2 separate regions of the Homo sapiens genome follow, and region 1 is linked to region 2. The links are chromatin contacts, found by Hi-C in ENCODE. All regions are on one chromosome and are shown on one strand. The core of a region is the stretch at or near the end of the contact, and the rest is flanking DNA. Distances in the headings are between cores, read along the strand shown.

Evidence for each region. A loop is a pair of places that touch in the nucleus more often than their neighbours do. Pooled maps may share reads with other maps.
Region 1: a pooled map shows a loop between it and region 2 (9-fold over the local background). The contact joins the promoter of PDZD11 here to the promoter of SNX12 in region 2. A Hi-C loop is called at or near these places in 5 of 50 pooled maps.

Annotation. Positions count from the first base shown.
Region 1 is chrX:70,287,349-70,293,315 of GRCh38, reverse strand. It overlaps PDZD11 (PDZ domain containing 11), which reads left to right and starts at 3,389. Exons shown (of 7, transcript NM_016484.5): 1 at 3,389-3,456; 2 at 3,962-4,061; 3 at 4,803-4,886; 4 at 5,143-5,199; 5 at 5,486-5,584. The coding sequence starts at 3,975. It overlaps KIF4A (kinesin family member 4A), which reads right to left and starts at 3,212. Exons shown (of 31, transcript NM_012310.5): 1 at 3,166-3,212; 2 at 2,738-2,878; 3 at 2,511-2,625. The coding sequence starts at 2,857. RefSeq lists a silencer at 3,232-3,411.
Region 2 is chrX:71,064,814-71,070,989 of GRCh38, reverse strand. It overlaps SNX12 (sorting nexin 12), which reads left to right and starts at 2,656. Exons shown (of 4, transcript NM_013346.4): 1 at 2,656-2,848. The coding sequence starts at 2,684. RefSeq lists silencers at 2,441-2,660, 2,500-2,693.

The DNA of each region.
Region 1 (5,967 bases), core at 2,140-4,639, 780 kb after region 2:
TCATCATATTTATGTCAAAGCTGTTATCTGCTATTTACCAAGATAATTTTGCAGTCTGAAGGAAAAAACCCTTTAAACTTTGAAACAACGTTTTAATCTAAATGAAAACTTTGAAGTTTTGAAAAAACTTGTTGGTCTAAATGAAGGATCATAAGAAGATGCTAAATTGAGATTTTCACTGTAATAGACCGCTGGTATCAGCTGGCATGACTATGGGGCAAGAGAATAACATTCCATAATTTTCTGCAATACCACAGATATGTGCAGATAGCAATAACTTGGGAAATGAGGTTTTAGTAGTTTTTACAAAATACTTAGGGCTCTGTGGTACCAGGAGTTCAGAGTACAAGAGGGTGCTGTTGAGCTGACTATAAAAAATATTGACTTTGTTTTTGCAACCAAGGGTAATGTTAAGCAAACACATGTATATTGGAATCACTTTCTACTTTATGTTGCCTTTAAAGAACATAATTTAATTCTATCAGTTTCCCAAGTTAAGAATGTAAAAGTAGAACTGTGGTGCTCTTACTAAGCTGTGGAGGTATAGCCTGAGGAATCTGACCAGATAGTGCAGGGTCTGAAAAGCATATTGTTTCAGGAATGGCTAAAGGAAAGGCGGGGATAATTGAAGAGAATTAGGTAGAAACACTTAACGGTTTTCCAAATACTGTATGTAAAAAGGAAAAAGATTATAGTGGAGAAGCCCAGCAGATTAACACCTTAATCAAATGATCAAAATGAACATCAGTAGTAATAGAATAAATCAAAATCATGTGCTGCCCAATAGGCTTCAGTGAGAAGAAAACAGCACCACTTCTGTGATATTCCTGCTAAAAGATACACAACCTGAATCTAATCATAAGTAAATGCCAGACAAAACAATATTGAGAAAAGGTTTACAAAATAACTGGCCTGTAATCTTCAAAGTGTCAAACTCATAAAAGTCAAAAAAAGACTAAAGAACTGTTTTAGAATGGAGACTAAAGAGACAGCAAAACTAAATAAAACGTGATTTTGAACTAGATCTTTTTGCCATAAAATATTTACTGGGACAATTGGTGAAACTTGAATGGGGTTTCAGGAATAGATGGTAGTAATGTAGCAGTGCAAATTTTATTGTTTTGATGGTTGTATTGTGGTAACTTAGAAGAAAGTCCTTTTTTGTAGGAAATATACACTAAAGTATGGGGGGTTATCAGGCCAATGATTCATCTCAAATGGTTCAGGGAAAAAATGTTTTTTATGCTGTTCTTGCAACATTCTATACGTTTGAAATTATTGCATTAATATCTTAAAATTTTGAAACAAAAATTTCAGTGTTCCTTGAGCCATATCATTAAACAAAAAAACGTGAAAAAATATGTGAATAGCTGTTGCCTAGAAGAAGGCTTCTAAAGGAATGAACTAACATCACTGGGTAGAAATTACCAGGAAGCAAATTTCATCTCATTATAAAGATCTTTATAACATAATTAGACTTGTCCAAAACCCAAATCTCAACTGGACTACCTGTGAGTCAGTGAGTTCCCTGTCAAAAAAATTTTAGACACTGGCAGTTCACCTAACAGATATTGTTAGAACGCATTTTTCTTTGGATGAAAAACAAACTAGATGATATACAAATGTCTCTTTCAACTTTAAGGCACTAGCATGCCATGATTCTACTTCTTTTAAACGAACCTCTGTTTTGAATCTTGAATAACCACTGTATTAGAATAATAATTAGACATCTCTCAGGCACTGCTCCCTTCTTTAGAACCCTGCTATGGTCCTCAACAGCATTAAAGACTTAGCTTCCCCAGTAAAGATTATTAACTGGTGATAGTATTCAGAGGCTTTAGGCACTCCCCTTCTCCACCTAAAAGAAGTATACTCATTATTCAAGACCCATCTCAAAGTTTTCCCACTCTGTGAAATTCACCCCAAATTCCCCAAGCAGAGTTAGAGCCATCCTTTTGTTTTTCATACCACTTTGTATGAGAGCAGAGCTACTACTTCCATAGGACTGACTCTGTTGTATATTTTTAACTTGAAAAATTTTTCTTCTAAAAGATAGGTACAAAAAATTTAAAAATTTTTATATATTCAAAATTATTTATGTAGTCATCTATCTCCATTCCTATCCCCTGGACTTTGAACTCCTTCAGGGCCTCGAAGCTATATTATTTATCACCTGAATCCCTCAACAAGCTTTGCAGTGCCTGGGCCTCAAGTAGGTTGGCACACTTATCACCATCAGCAACCACCACAGAGTTTATAATCTAATGAAGTTCCAGGATAAACAAACATATACAAGTCAAAGATGAACAGAACCACATAAAGCAAATACAGAATAAAACTAGCTTCAAGGGTACAGAGACGTTGACAAATGTTATTAGGCTAAGGGCTTCTTGAAGGCAGGAATCATGATTCATCGATTCCTGTATTTGCAGTGCCCAAGCACAGTGCTTGGCACATAGTATATGCTCAAGGAATATATATGTTACGTTCGAGGAATCAAATCGCCTTACCTTTAAATACACCTTTTATGAGTGGCGCTACTGCTGTATTGAAGACTTCTTCCTGTTCAGTAGAGGGATCAAATACAAAATCGTAGGTGAAGGATTTATCTGTACCAACCACCACCTAGAGAAGGCACGGGACAAGGCGTAAGGTTAAAAATGAAAGGCAAGACCACACCCCTCGTTACCATTTGGCCCCAGCTGTTCAGACACAGGCTCTGGACTCTGCTACGCACCTGAGGCTCTCCGGGCACGAAGGAAAGGCACATCTGGCAGCCCTCGCTAATCTCTTTGGGGACCAGAGGGCGACAACGCAGCGCCACTCTTACGGGAATTCCCTTCACCTCTTCCTTCATGATCCTATCTCAGCACCGTCTCTGCGAGGGGGAAAAAGAAGGCTCGCTGATGAATGTTAGTAGGTCAGCAGGGGTGGGAGGGCGTCCTCCCCGGTTCCGACCCTCCTCAGCGGGAACACTGACTTGGGAGATTCACGCTCCATGACTTGGCCAGGGCTGGACCGCCCGTCAGCCCTGCACTCTAAAGAGAGTGCACGGGCTTCTGAAAGGCAAAGAAAAAACTCCAACGGGGACGGCGACAAAGAACCAAAGCCCTAGGGTACTGGGTAAAAACAGGTTCTGAGCTAAGGTGTGCCCCCGTAACTCACCAAACTAAATGTCCCTTCCCCGTTCTCCCTGGGCCTCCCGCCGCCCTGTCCCAGCCGGAGCTTTAACCGCCAAGTTTCAAATCCGTCCCGGAGACGCCAACCAATTGCAGTGCGGACTGCCCGAGGGCGGAGCGCGCACGTCGGCGCGCGCAGGCCGGCGCGGTGGGAAGGGGAGGGTCAGCTCGTTGCACCCTGGCCCGGCCTCTTTTCGACCCTGCGGAGCATCCGCTTCCGGTTCCCAGACTGAATTGTCAGTGAGCGGAGTCTGAGGTCGCTGTGGACTGCCCACTGGTGAGGTGGTGCGGCGTTTATGCGGCTGAGAGTGCGGGTCTCAGGCAGAATGTGGGGCGGGGACGTGGGAGGTGGCTGGTCAGGTGAAGGAAGGGTCGATCTAAGGACCCTACCATTACTAATCACATCTAGGAAATGTGGGGCGGTGCCTTGCCCCGAGTCCCTGCGGATAGTTAACACTCCCTTGGGCTTCGAAAGTAGATCTTTTTAGACTCGACCCTGATTTCCTCTTCTCCAGGTTTGAGACGGTAACATCTGTTTTGCAGGATTGTGAAAAATGAGGTCCTCTTTCTAGAGTACCTGACAGGTTGCTTGGCATCCAGAAGATGTTTAGCTAAGTTAAGAGTTTTCTTCTGTCTTCCTTCTCTCCTCCAACCTTAACACCTAGATATGGGCTGGGCCTGTAGACTGACTGCCTTGGAATGGGTTGGAGCTGCTGTCTGAAACTTGCTGGGCTGCTCTCCCTTTTGAACCACTTTTTGTCTGTTCTGATTCACTCTTCCAGGGCCTTGCCCGAGATGGACAGCCGGATTCCTTATGATGACTACCCGGTGGTTTTCTTGCCTGCCTATGAGAATCCTCCAGCATGGATTCCTCCTCATGAGGTGGGAACCATCTGTATTCCTGAGTAGGAGATTTTTTTCCCCGTGGGCATGAGATGATGCATGAAAGGTAGGATAGCAGGGTTAGAAGGCGAAACGGAGAGTGAATCTTAGCACTTGTAGCCAGAGGACCCAGAAGCTGGATTCTGAGCAACAGGACCCATTGGGAACTTCTTTATGGAAGCCTCCTGCTAGGGTCTGTTCACACCGGTTAATTCTGGAAATTTGGAGCCTTCATTTCCATACTGTTAAGAGGTTCAGCGCGGTGGCTCATGCCTGTAATCCCAGCACTTTGGGAGGCCGAAACAGGCGGATCACCTGAGGTTGGGAGTTCGAGACCAGCCTGACCAACATGGAGAAACCGCGTCTCTACTAAAAATACAAAATTAGCCGGGCGTGGTGGCACATGCCTGTAATCCCAGCTACTAGGGAGGCTGAGGCGGGAGAATTGCTTGAACCTGGGAGGCAGAGGTTGCGGTGAGCTGAGATTGAGCCATTGCACTCCAGCCTGGGCAACAAGAGCAAAACTCCATCTCAAAAAAAAAAAAAAAAGGTGAAGAAATGGGGAGCTACTGGGCTGCCCCAGTGCTATCCATCTACTCATTTAGTCTGTGTTATCTGTTCTACTTAAATTAAGTCTATGACCTTTCCTTTTCCTGACTTCAGGGTAATTCATTAGTGTTTCAGATGAAGGTAGGTGTGAAGTAAGACTGGTAAAATTTCTGGGGTTGCTGTGTCTTGCAGAGGGTACACCACCCGGACTACAACAATGAGTTGACCCAGTTTCTGCCCCGAACCATCACACTGAAGAAGCCTCCTGGAGCTCAGGTGAACTTATGAAACCTTATTTCAGGCTAGATTCATCCATACCACAAATTGGCAGTGTTGGGGGGATGGATTGGAAAGCAGGTGCAGATGTGAGGAAACTTTCCTTCTTGTGGACAGAAAAGCTGAGATAACACTTCTGCAACTTCTGACTTTCCTCTCAGGGACACACAAGCTGAGCTATTGTACGATGATGCTACTAGTTGTTCTTGTGTTTGTGGTCTCCATTGAGCCCCCATTCTGTGCTCTTGTCTTACAGTTGGGATTTAACATCCGAGGAGGAAAGGCCTCCCAGCTAGGCATCTTCATCTCCAAGGTATTTATGCCCAGTAGGCAATATGGATCGTTACTTCCCTTTGTTAAATTAACAGATTGCAGAACCCTAATGTCCCAAGGGCTGAGAGGATGACTCTGGATTCATAGAAGGGGTATAATGGAGACACCCCCTTTCCCACTTAAAACTTTTCATTTGGCAGGCCATCTGTCTGCATACATTGTCACAGAAAAACAATAGCACCATACATTTGAATAGCACCGAATTTCACTGACAGTCTTCTGAAATTATCGCATCCCAATCACATGTATTCTCTCTTTACCAACAGGTGATTCCTGACTCTGATGCACATAGAGCAGGACTGCAGGAAGGGGACCAAGTTCTAGCTGTGAATGATGTGGATTTCCAAGATATTGAGCACAGCAAGGTGAGCACAGTACTTGGGCTGTGGTGCTGCAAGAAGCCATCTCAAATAGGACAGATTGGACAGGAGTAGCCTAATCTGTAACTTAATAAGAAAGCATTTTGCTGGGCACTGTGGTACACGCCTGTAATCCCAGCTACTTAGGAGGCTGAGGCGGGAGGATCACTTGAGCCCAGGAATTTAAGACCAGCCCAGGCAACGCAGCAAGACCCTGTCTCAAAACAAACAAACAAACAAACAAAAAGAGAGAGAGAAAGTAAGCACCTCTCCTGGGAAAGTACAGGAGGGAAGCAGCTATTAGTGACACACAGGTTGGAGTGGCAAATCCCTTTCCCCCTATTATGATTCTGTCTTGGGTCATATCTCTTCATTTGTACAAGCTGCTG
Region 2 (6,176 bases), core at 1,407-3,906:
TTGGAAGTAAAACTTTTGAGTTAAAGATTTTGGTAAATAACATTAAAAATAAAAAATACAAAGGCATTATACTTAAACACAGTTAATGAAAAACAACCCTCCCTGCCGTCTGTGACTTCTTTTCTCCAGTTCTGCTCTCCAGAGACAACCAGTATTACAAGTTTCTTCAAGTCAAAGTTTAAAAAAAAAATACATACTGCCAATCTATTTCCCAGAAAGATTGTACCGATTCACATTCCTACCAAAACTGCATGCCCTCACCAACTTTCAAATCTTCTGTCCTTGCCTCTTCATGTTTTTCTTTCTACATGGTATGCTGATGACTCTCATATCTCTATCTCTCTAACCCTGACCTCGCCCTCGAGCTCCAGGCCAGTATTTCCAGCTACTCGCTGGACATCTCCACCTGGATGTTCTACAGACACCCCATATTTATCTAAACTGAACTCATTTTTTACAGATGAGGAAAACTGTTTGTATAATTTGCTCATGGTTATACAGCTAGAAAGCAAGGATTTAAACCCAGGCAGCCTAAGTTCATGGGTCACACATTTAAGCCCTACACTATACTACCACCATATCTAATCACGTACAAGTCGTATCTATTTTATTTCTTCAATCTCTTTCCTATCTCTTCCCTCCTCTCCATTGTCACCATCACCACTTGATTCGGAGTCTTATTGTCAATACCTTCATAATTCAACTTAAATATACCTTCCATGTTGTCTACAAAACAATTCTTCTAAAACATAAATCTGATCATGTATTTTTCCTGCTTAGGATCCTTCAGGGACTCCCTATCACCTACCAGAAAGCTTTGTATCACCTATCATGAAGTCAGAGATCCTTTACTTAATATAAGCGGATCATCCTTTGTCTGCCCATCCCTAGCCAGTCTACCTTTCTAAACACTTCCATCACACAGTCTGAATTGGCGATAAATGCCTAAAAATGCTCCACTGTTTCTTATCGCAAGGACTTTGTGTATTCTTTCTTTCTTTCGCTCTCTCTCTCTCTCTCTTTTCTTTTCCTTTTCTTTCTTTCTTTTTTTGATGGAGTCTTGCTCTGTTGCCCAGGATGGAGTGCAGTGGCATGATCTCAGCTCACTGCAACCTCTGCCTCCCGGGTTCAAGCGATTCTCCTGCCTCAGCCTCCTGAGTAGCTGGGATTACAGGCGTGTGCCACCATGCCCAGCTAATTTTTGTATTTTTAATAGAGACAGGGTTTCACCATGTTGGCCAGGCTGATCTCGAACTCTTGACCTCAAGTGATCTGCCTGCCTCGGCCTCCCAAAGTGCTGGGATTACAGGTGTGAGCCACCGCGCCCGGCCTGCATATGCTGTTTCTTATTCCAGAAATTACCTTTCCCTATTTCCACTCCTATTTGTCCTTTATGTCTTTTCATGTCTGTTAAACTCAGATGTTTCCTCCTCCAGGGGAACCTCCCCTAATTTTTCCAGTTATACATTTCCTATGTGCTGCTTTGAACATTTACTTATTTTGTATTTGTCGCATTATATTAGTTTTGTTTACTTGTCTCCCTTGCTAGAATGTTAACTCCTTGAGGGCAGGGACTCTTATTTAACTCCAGGATTTTAGTGTTTAGCATGGTGCTTGGCACGTATTTGCTTAGTGGATATTGGTTAAATTGAATTAAACAGCAATTGTGAAATTGTAGGGCCTCATACTCTGTTGAAAGAATTTCAGGCATCAGTGATATGGGAAATATTTTTTGAGTAGAGGAGGGCAGGGGAAAGGTGGAGAAAGGATGACCTGAAATCATCACCCAGTCTACCCTTTAATGTGGAGCATATGTAAATTAGTCATATAAATATTAATATTTCTATAGATATTCTCATGTAAACATTTATTCTATCTCCATTATGGGTTGCAAGCAACCTCAGAGCAGTGCCAAGTATGGAGTTCTGCGGAGTAGAAATAGAAGGTATGAAATAAGTACCCTCAATTTGCTGATAAATGTAAGATTGAGTACACCTGGAGTGTGGCAACAAGGAGTAAGATATGCCCAATTTTCCTGAAAAGTAAGAGAGAAATGTCTTTCTTTACCCCATCCTAGTTGCTTGCTGCTTTCCTGGCGCCATACGTAGTGCTGAGTGCGCCATTGTGTGTGGCGTGAACTGAAACCATCAGTGGCACAGGTGGGACGGCTACGTTATAGGTTCTCAGTACTATTGTTGGAACCCCACCCTCCATAGACCACCCTTCTATTTTCGCGGAAAACCAGGACTTATTCAGGTCACTGGGCTTCGGCCTATCACTGTAGGAGCCTGGCTCACGGGGCAGTGCCCACTGTTGATTGATACACGGTACGAGACAATTTCTTGGGTTGAGGAGCCGCGATTGGCGGAGCCAGCCTGTGCTGCTAGGCAGGGTATTGGGTACTGCGTATTGGGGATGCAGGTTCCCGGGTGGCCACAAACATCACCCGGAAGCCTGAATATGGCCTCCACTCTACAGGGCGCGCAGCAGTCAGCACGGCCGCTATTCAGAGCCCGGGGCCCAGGCCCGTGCGGCGTGCGCGTGCGTGCGTGGGCGCGCGTGCGCGCCGCCGCCGCCTGTGGGTTGGCTAGTTATTTTGCAAGCGGGAGGGGCCGTGCGCGCTCCTGCCTCAGGCCTCTGTCCCCCACCCCCTTTCCCCGGTCCCAGGCTCTCCTTCGGAAAGATGTCGGACACGGCAGTAGCTGATACCCGGCGCCTTAACTCGAAGCCGCAGGACCTGACCGACGCTTACGGGCCGCCAAGTAACTTCCTGGAGATCGACATCTTTAATCCTCAGACGGTGGGCGTGGGACGCGCGCGCTTCACCACCTATGAGGTTCGCATGCGGGTGAGTCACGGGGTGAGGGAGACAGCTGAGGGAGGACCGGGCGGCGCGAGCGGGAGGGGGGAGGGAGGCTACCGCGGGGGCAACTAACGGCGGGGAAGACGCCTTAGGGGTCATTTGGGGGTTAGGGGTATAATAGGCTTGGAACGAGGTCTGCCGATTCAGTTGTGGCCGGAGGATGCAGAAAACTCCTGAGGGAGACATCGGACGGGGATGCAGGAAAGCTACCCATGAGGAAGTGAAGCATGGCTGGATAGGGTGGGGTGGATGGAAAAAGATTAGAGTGAGGAATTCAAGGAGATAGGAATCACGGCTGTAGCGACTGAAGGAAGGGAGGGAGGATGGAAGAGGGCTGGGGGATGGAAAGCCAAGGCGATATATCGCTGAGCTCCATAACTAAACTAGGTTGTGAGAAGTCTGAAGAGGGAGGGCAGGAAGGCCGGCTGCTTTCTAATGAGGTCTCCCTGGGATAATGGAGTAAAGCAAAGCCTTGAATTAAAGGGAAGGTAGATTCCAGAAAAGGCAGACAGTAGGCTTGTGGGAGCAGAAATAAGAAAGGGAGTCTCCTTGAGACCGAGCGCTTTCCTAACTTGTGTCGGATCAGCATCTGAAGGAGAGAAATGTTTTATGCTTAAGTTTTCGCAGATACTACGTGCTGTCTCGCCTTGAAACCTGGCCTGGCCCTGGGATTGGTGCCTTGTCAGTCACTGCTTTCATTCTATGTGGATCCTTTAGATTTGAAGTATCCAGAATGTTTATTTCAGTATTTATTGACTCTCGTTTAGGTACTTTGTATATGAATGGCTTTTTGCCCTTTCTGTCCTAGATTACCCTTTTGGATTCTGACCCTGGTCTGTAGTTACTTTAATACATGACATTTCAGAATTGCCCAGGAGTGGCTTCTTCCAGCATGCATGATAGAGGACTTTACTCTCTAGTGCTTAGCCCATAATGCAAGGATGGAATGTGCAGATAGAGTACTTGGTTTGCAGGATCTTTTGCCCACTTGAAGTGGTTATAGGCAAAACAGTTTGAGAATCATTTTCTAGTTTTCCTTATGTTTTCTTCTCAGACTAAAAGGCCAGAATATTCTCTGTGGACAGCATCCTGCTCAAACAGCATTGAAGAACTAAAAGAGTGTATGTGCTTTCATTGTTGAAGGAGTGAATTGAATGAGAAATTGTGGTCTCCTACTTGGGCTTTGAAATCTTATTGAGAAATTATGATTTCCAGATTCCAAGTTTGGCAAAGTCCAAACTGAAGAAAGAAAAGTGAATAGCAAAACATGAGAAACACTTGTCTATATAAGAACTATGTGAAATCATGTCTTTGGGGGAGAATGGAATTTAGGTCCTTCAGAATATGATAAAAGCAGGAAATTGTCAGTGCTGGAGAACTTAGTTACCTGAGGGAGCTTGGGCATGACTAGTACAGCATAAGGGCTGTCTGCTGTGGGGTTTTGGAGACATTCAATGCATTACCCAAGAGTCTTAGGGATTCTGAATGAAATCGCTCTTTACTCAGGGTATTCTTTTTTTTTTTTTTTTTTTTTTAAGAGATGGAGTCTCGTTCTATTGCCCAGGCTGCCGTGCAATGGTGCAATCTCGGCTCGCTGCAACCTCCGCCTCCTGGGTTCAAGCAATTCTCCTGCCTCATCCTCCCGAGTAGCTGGGATTACAGGCACATGCCACCATGCCTGGCTAATTTTTGTATTTTTAATAGAGACGGGGTTTCGCCATGTTGGCCAGGCTGGTCTTGAACTGCTGACCGCAAGTGATCCTCCTGCCTCGGCCTCCCAAAGGGCTGGGATTAGAGGCGTGAGCCACCACGCCTGGCCCTACTCCAGGTATTCTAATAGCAACAGGGACTGTTCATCTAGTGCCTACTGTGTACCAGGCACTGAACTAGGTTTTAATTTGTGTTAATCCTTACAGAACTTCGTTTTACACATGGGAAACTGAGGAGGAATGCAGTTTAAGTAACTTGCCCAAGTACACGTAACTATAACTGACAGGGCTGGAATTTGAACACAAATATGTCTGACTCCATATTCTTTCTGCTACACTTCTGTCTCCTTGACAACACTTAGTAGCAAAACTTTAGCATGCAAAATTTTTCTACTCACTAAACTTTTAATCGGTCCCTTCCACAATTTTTTTTTTTTTCGAGACAGAGTCTCGCTCTGTCACCCAGGCTGGAGTGCAGTGGCATGATCTCAGCTCACTGCAACCTATGCCTCCCAGGTTCAGGCGATTCTCCTGCCTCAGCCTCTGGAGTAGCTGGGACTACAGGCATAAGGCATGGTGCCACCACACCTGGCTAATTTTTTTTTTTTTTTTTGAGATAGAGTTTTGCTCTTGTAGCCCAGGCTGGAGTGCAGTGGCATGATCTCGGCTCACTGCAACCTCTGCCTCCCGGGTTCAAGTGATTCTTCTGCCTCAGCCTCCCAAGTAGCTGGGATTACAGGCATGTACCACCACGCCTGGCTAATTTTTGTATTTTTAGTAGAGACAGGTTTCGCCATGTTGGCCAGGCTGGTCTCGAACTCCTGACCTCAAGTGATCCGCTTGCCTCGGCCTCCCAAAGTGCTGGGATTATAGGTGTTAGCCACCATGCCCGGCCTAATTTTTGTATTTTTAGTAGAGATGGGGTTTCGCCATGTTGGCCAGGCTGGTCTCGAACTCCTGACCTCAAGTGATCCATCCACCTCAGTCTCCCAAAGTGCTGGGATTACAGGTGTGAGCCACCACGCCTGGCCTTGTTTATTCTTTTTTTTTTTTTTTTTTTGAGACAAAGTCTTGCTCTGTCACCCAGGCTGGAGGGCAGTGGCATGATCTCGGCTCACTGCAGCCTCCGCCTCCTGGGTTCAAGCGATTCTCCTGCCTCACCTTCCTGAGTAGTTGGGATTACAAGCACCTGGCTAATTTTTGTGTTTTTAGTAGAGACAGGGTTTCACCATGTTGGCCAGGCTGGTCTCGAACTCCTGACCTCAAGTGATCTGCCTGCCTCGCCTCCCAAAGTGCTGGGATTACAGGCGTGAGCCACCGCATCCAGCCCTTATTTATTCTTTTAAATAAATAATGGTTTAGTAATCTTACTTTATATGAATCTCACTCCATTTCAACCTATTGACATTCCTTGGACCTTGACGATCCTGGATGGAGTTTAATGTACAATTGGCCAGTTATTTGGCTTTTGATGGCCTATTTGAGAACTGGATCCTGAAAAGACAATTTCCAGTGTCAAGGAGTACAAAGCATGATGTAGTGGGTTCTGTGTGAAGCTCTAATGGAGTTTCGAGTTGCTCTTTTCCTGCCAAGAGGCAGTTGTG